Regions from separate parts of the Homo sapiens genome. Here region 1 is linked to region 2. A link is a contact called in ENCODE Hi-C or POLR2A ChIA-PET data. All regions are on one chromosome and are shown on one strand. The core of a region is the stretch at or near the end of the contact, and the rest is flanking DNA. Distances in the headings are between cores, read along the strand shown. Region 1 holds the start of TUSC8 (tumor suppressor candidate 8). Region 2 has its middle 4.1 kb from the start of MIR8079.

What was found. Hi-C counts contacts between places; a loop is a spot of excess contacts on that map. ChIA-PET counts read pairs that join two places held with the same protein, here RNA polymerase II (POLR2A). Pooled maps may share reads with other maps.
Region 1: a loop to region 2 is called in a pooled map, with 2.6 times the contacts of the local background. The contact joins the promoter of TUSC8 here to the enhancer-like site in region 2. A Hi-C loop is called at or near these places in 5 of 50 pooled maps. POLR2A ChIA-PET finds 5 or more read pairs at or near these places in 2 of 52 experiments (HepG2 and activated T-cell).

Annotation. Positions count from the first base shown.
Region 1 is chr13:44,404,592-44,407,793 of GRCh38, reverse strand. It overlaps TUSC8 (tumor suppressor candidate 8), which reads left to right and starts at 1,810. Exons shown (of 2, transcript NR_104174.1): 1 at 1,810-2,180.
Region 2 is chr13:44,190,599-44,193,593 of GRCh38, reverse strand. No RefSeq gene overlaps it. Among named protein-coding and RNA genes, the nearest start is that of MIR8079, 4.1 kb to the left of the region's middle. Within about 2 kb of position 1,618, at least 12 of the 41 ENCODE cell types and tissues checked have a DNase peak (open chromatin) inside an H3K27ac peak, as active enhancers do.

The sequences.
Region 1 (3,202 bases), core at 561-3,060, 210 kb before region 2:
CTATTTTAAAAACTGAGTTACGTATGTTCGCTAAAATGGAATCTCCCCTCTTAATTCATTCCCTGTCATTCTTCTGATATCTAAACCGTAAGGTCAAGTTAAAAGGGTAGAAGATGATCATAGATATATAGCTGTGATTCTGAGTCAAATTCCCAAACCCTGTCATCACCTCCCTGCAAGGTTCTTGAGAGAGAAAAATGCAAAAAAGGTAAGGCTCAGTAGGTGGGCTTGTGGCCAGGTGGGGGCACTGGGCTCAAATTTCCAAGGGGAGCCCTGGCAAGCTGGGCAGACACTCCCATTTCCTTGTTTCCTCATCATCCTTCAAATTCATATGAGCACCTACAATCTTTCAAGCATAGGGGAGAGAACAGTGAACAAAACAGAGCCCCTGTGCTCCTGAAGCTTATATTCTAGTTGGGGAAACAGAAAATAAATAAATAAAGATATATATACCAGCATAGGAGATGGTGGTTAGTGCTGTGCAGAAATCTGCTACGGCACGTGGTGGGCAGAATGTGTGTGTGTGTGAGCGTGCGCACGTGCATGTACATGCTTTACTATAGTTAGTGGTGTCAGTGAGGGCTTTTTGAGGAGTGACATTTGAAGAAAGAGCTGAGTGAATTTGAGTCATGGAAATATTGAGGGGAAAAGCATCGGGTGAAAGGAAGAGCATGTGCAAAGGCCCTTTGGTCTCACGCCGGGGGGTGGAGGCAGGCTTCGGGCCTTATCATAGAGGTCTGGGCAGCGTCATTTCTCTCCCCCTCAACGCTTGCCAAACCCTGGCCACTTTTTGGACACATACCCAACAATTTTTTAAATTATTATTTTTAATTGTGGTGAAATGCACATAAATTTAACATCTTAGCCATGTTTAAGTGTACAATTTGGCGGCATTAAATATATTTATTATTGTGCAACCGTCATCATTTCCGGAATGTTCTTATAATCCCAAACCAGAACTCTGTGCCCAGGAAACACCAGCTCCCCGTTCCTTCCTCCCCTGAGCTGCTGGCAGCCACTGTTTCCTTTCTGTCTCTATAAATGGGACCACTCCAGGTACCTCACACAAGTGGAATCACACAGTATCTGTCTTTTTGTGAGTGGCTTATTTCGCTTAAGCATAATGTTCTCCAGGTTCATCCATGTGGGGGCATGTGTCAGAATGTCCTTCTTTTTCATTGACGAATAGTGTTCCATGGTGTGGATGTGCCACGTTTAGTTTACCCGTTCATCCTCTACGGTTGGTGGACACCTGGGTTGCTTCTGCCCCTTGGCTATAGTGGATAATGCCTCTATGAACATGGCTGTACAAGAATCTCTCCAAGTCCCTCTTTCAGTTCTTTTGGGGACATTCCTAGAAGTAGATAGACAGTTTTAGCTCCCTTTTCCTTGAGTTGATCCACTGTGCTTTGCACGCTGCCCCTTGTTAGTTTATGTCACTGTTAGGGAGAGCGTGTTGATCGGCTCACCTGTTTCCCTCCTCTCAGCTGTAAGTTCCTGGGGAATAGGGAGTGGTGCTTGGCACTGCACCCCCTGATGCCATGGAAGGCGCACAGTCTGTGCCCCAGCAGGATTTATTCAGTGAGCAAGTCTGGAAAGGGCTGCTCCAGAAGGAGGGTGAAGGCTGGGCTGCACAGAGCCTGCACCTTCTTTGTATTTTTACATTGGGCTTCTCTGACTGCCCCTAAAATAAAAATGGGGATAATCCATTTTCCTGTGAGAGAAATGAAAACCCACGAAGACTAAATGTCCTGCCCGCTGTCCAGGTGCAGTGAGGGGCGTGGCCGGGACCAGAATCCCTGCTTCCCTGTTCTCTAGTCAGTGCTGCTGCTGGAAACCAGAGTCTTCTTTTGTTTTCCCTCTCACCTCTGGCTGCCTCTCTCTCCCCTCAAAGGTCAGAGCAGTGCCAAGGACAGAAGAGAGAGTAGATCCAGCCTTGGCCCTGCTAGGCTGGGCAGCCTGGCAGGTAGAGTCAGCAGGGATAGAGCTTGCTTTCCTGTTCACGATCTTCAGCCAAGTTCAGGGAGGTCTGAATACTGAGGCCTTCATAGCCACTGCACCCCAGGTAGCTCAGGAGAACCTCCGAGCGCAGGAGTGCAAAGGCTGGCATTCTTCAGGCTCTGAGGCTGTCCCTTCCGGTGGAGGTGAACTGCTTCTTATTGATGTGGACAAGACTGTGGGTATGTGTCTGAGTGTGTGGAGGTGATATAGAGAGGCCTAAGGGGTGTGTGTGTGTGTGTGTGTGTGTGTGTGTGTGTGTGTCAGGGGGTGAGTGTGTGTATGAGAGAGGCAGAGGCAGCGGGAGAGAAAGAGAGCGCAATGCAGAGAAGAAAGCAGAACCTTCCTCATAGAGTTTTGGGGGTTACGTGATCTGAAAAGCACTTGAAACAGTACCTTGCTCACAGCAATGGCTGCGTTGATGATTTTTATTGTTATAGAGGCACAGACACAGAGAAAGGCAGAGAGGGAGAGGGGAGAGTGGGGAAGGAAGGTGGGAGGCGGCAGGAGCGAGGAAGAACTACATTCTGGAAACCTCAGAGATTTAACAAAAGGGTGGAATCTGGGAAAAGCTCCCCTGCCTGCTTGTTCTCTTATAAAGCTGATTATGCTTACCTTCCTCCCCCATGGTATTTTAAACTTAAATAACACAGTCTCCATTGTGTAAAGCAAAATAATTTTCCAGATTCCCTGTGTACCTCAGTGCACCATGCTTAGGGAATCTGCCCGGCAACACAGACAGACTGTGGGAGTATGCCGCGGAGGCTGCGTCCCCCGCTTGCTGGTTAGGGTGCTCCTGTGTGCCCAGCCTTCCAGGTCTGGCCTCCCCCCAGCCCCCCAGCCAGCCCCCAACACAAATCATTTGGGCTTTATCTTATCTTTAGCAGGAGAATGCTTCCCAGATGTGTAGGATTAATGGTGAATATTACACAGCACCCCCTGGACAGAGATGGGTCCTGGGTGACTCCAGGCCCTAAAAACCTTTCTCCAGCGTGGACTAGCGGGGAGCTCCAGTCCCCACCTGAGAGTTGAAGGAGCATCCCCTCCCTGCTTTGCGATGGCTCCAGAGACAAGACGTGTGCCCTGCCCCCACCCCACATTGTCTACTTTGATTTACAGCACAGCCATCACAGGGGGACCTTTTTGGTTAACATTTACAAAAGTGCTTTCTGTCTGGTTTCTAGATGGAGACTGACAGGATCCT
Region 2 (2,995 bases), core at 369-2,868:
AAGACCAAAATAAAGCAAGGCAAAGGCTCCTTATGTTACTATGTAGCTGGCGTTGGTCTTCAAACTACCTGGCAATGCAGTTCTCCCAGGAGATGACTTTAAAGGACTCAGACCACAAATATTTAATGACAAATAGACTTGGTTGACAAGATAAAGTCCTACAAGAATGGGTCATTCACAAATGCACTGGTAAGTAGTGAGACCACATTAAATCCTTTCAATATCCACCTATTCCAGCACCTGTAATGAAACTCAGGGAGTTTACAGTTCCCAAAAACTGCATATTCGTGGGTTTGCCTTTGCTCGAATCTTATGTCAATACATAGGATATGGACTCCCTCTGCTTCATAGTGGAAACCCTGAAGACAGAAATTACATTTGAAAATATGGTAATACAGCGGAGAAGACAAACACAGTATGTTCCCTTTTTTTCTGGCTTCCTCTTCTTTGCTCCCCAAATTGCCTCCTATTTTCTAAAATTTAAACAGTGAATCGATTCTGAAGAACTACAGTAGATAGCAATGTAAACTAATATGTTAATGTTTAATTCACTTTTGGTTTACCAGGCATTGAAAACTTTGAACAAAATGGACTTAAATAAAGATAAAAGATGGATGCAAATCTTTATATAATTTTGGCAGGAAAAAAAGGCAAAAGCAAAGGATTAAGGAGGAATTAGTCCCATCAGGGACTGGGCTGTATTTTCACTGGTTCTCATCCTGCTAGATCTTCCTCACTTGCTAGTTGGTCACCAAATATGAATCTAGCATCTGCTAATTGCAAAGCAGAGTATTTGGCACGTGAGAGTTCAACAAAGAAGAATGATACTCTAAAAACCCCCTTCATCTTCACCTATCTCAGAGATCCTTTCCTGGCCCCCAGACTAGGTGAGGGCACCCATTGTGTGCTTGTGCAACACCCTGTGTGTTTTTGTGTCTATTTCACAACAGCTATCATGCTTGTGTTTACTTGATCAATGTCTGTCTCCCCACAAAATGTAAGCTCAAAGAAGACAATGAATCTTGATGAATCGATCCCACTTGTATCTGGAACATCTCATACACTGCCTGACACACAGAGTAGGTCTTCAATACACAATGCGTGAATGAATGAAATGAGCAAACAATGGAAAATAAACACCATTTCTAGGTTACTGAGATTATTAATTCATCCCTCTTCTGGAACAGCAATGGAAGTTAGGTCCTTCAAATATCAGCTCACTCCCCACTCCTCCTCTATATCCTTTCTTTCTTTCTTTCTTTCTTTCTTTCTTTCTTTCTTTCTTTCTTTCTTTCTTTCTTTCTTTCTTTCTCTCTCTCTCTCTCTCTCTCTCTTTCTTTCTTTCTTTCTCTTTCTTTCTTTCTCTTTCTCCTTCCTTCCTTCCTAACTTCCTTCTCCTATTACTTCCATGTGCCTCACTTGCCACCTCTCCCACCAGTCCCTCAAATATTAAAAGAACAACATCATCATCAACAACAAAATGCACTCTGTCTGCATCCTGGAGGAGGCGGTGGTGTCTTCCTGGACTGCACAAGCACAAGCCCACATCCTTGGCTGTGTTGCCTGGGGTTTTTATGTAATAGGAACATGTTGATTGGTATGTACTCAGTTTGGAAAGAGAAGCCATGCCTTGTTGTGGCTTTGAGTTCAGACCATTTTTCTTTCATCTTTGAAGATGACAAGCGCTATAAGCAAAGAAAGTCAAAATGAGCCTGAATGTTTCAAGCTCTAGGCAAGGCAGGAAGAATGCCGTGCGGTGATATTGTTTAGAGAGAGACTCGGTAATTGCTGTACTGGAGAGCCGACATTTGCAGAACTCAATTGTGTGGCGTCCGACTGAGTAAGTTAGCAAAATAAAGACAGATGGCAATGGATTAACTCCAACACGCCCACCAAACAATGGCAGCCAAAATGGAGAACTGTGGTGTGCTCTAAAACACGCTCCTTCTGGGAGAGTTCACCCGGTGCCTCAATTAGATGCCACCTAGTGACTGACCAAAACATTGCATATTGCACAACCCTGCATATTTCGGACACAGCTTAAGGAGACCGCACCATAGATTGTTTGGCTTCGTTTTCAAAAGACGGAGAGATGCCAGGTCATGGCTGACTTGAAAACTTATAGTTTGATGTTTAGTTCACTGAGAAATAATGGTTGAAATCTCTGTTCTTCCTTGTATGCTTAGAGGAAAATAGAAAAACAAAAAGGAAAGAAAACAAATCCTGCAAGACAGGCAACTGCCTTTGATTTAGAAATGCATGACCTAGAGTTAGAGAAAAGCTTGAGGACAGTTTGTACATTCTGGTCCTGGCTTTATACAACTGAAACTGAGGATGGCAAATAATTTCATTACATCTAACAGCTCCAGTTGATTGTGAAGGCTCTCTGGACCATGAGGAATTATGAGGTGAGCTCCAAGGCTTGGGTTGGGACCCTGTGGTTATTGATGGTTGTCTGCCATACTGCAGAAGAGGAGAGTGGTGGAACATGGGTCCTTGTTGAACAACCGTACATCCTTAAACAATTAGGAAATCTCCTAATTTGTTTAATCGTGAGTGTTTAGAGAAACAGTTCTCCATATTCCTGAGAGTCTGAGGGCAGAAGCTGAAATGGGCAAAGAACATATAGAAAAGGTGACACTTTTCCATCTAAAGGAGAGACGAAGAAATAATGAGCAATTTTGTTATGATCTACCAAACTAAGGTTTCATTATGTTTGCCCCTCATTGTGGAAGGCACTGTTTGATTGGCAATTTGCACCACTACCATATATAATTTAGTCCTGGAGTATGTGCCAAGAACTTTGTAATGAAACCCTGGTTATTCCTAACTATAGGATTTATTTTTCAAGTGAAGGTCTAGACAATTTCAGTAACTGGCCCAGAGTGTGAGGTTGAGAACGGAAGGAGCTTTAGTTCTCAGGCTCCTCAACCACTACCTACCATGGTGGGCTGACGCTGCATTTCTTGCTTTTCCCTAGCAGTCACCTAGTCAG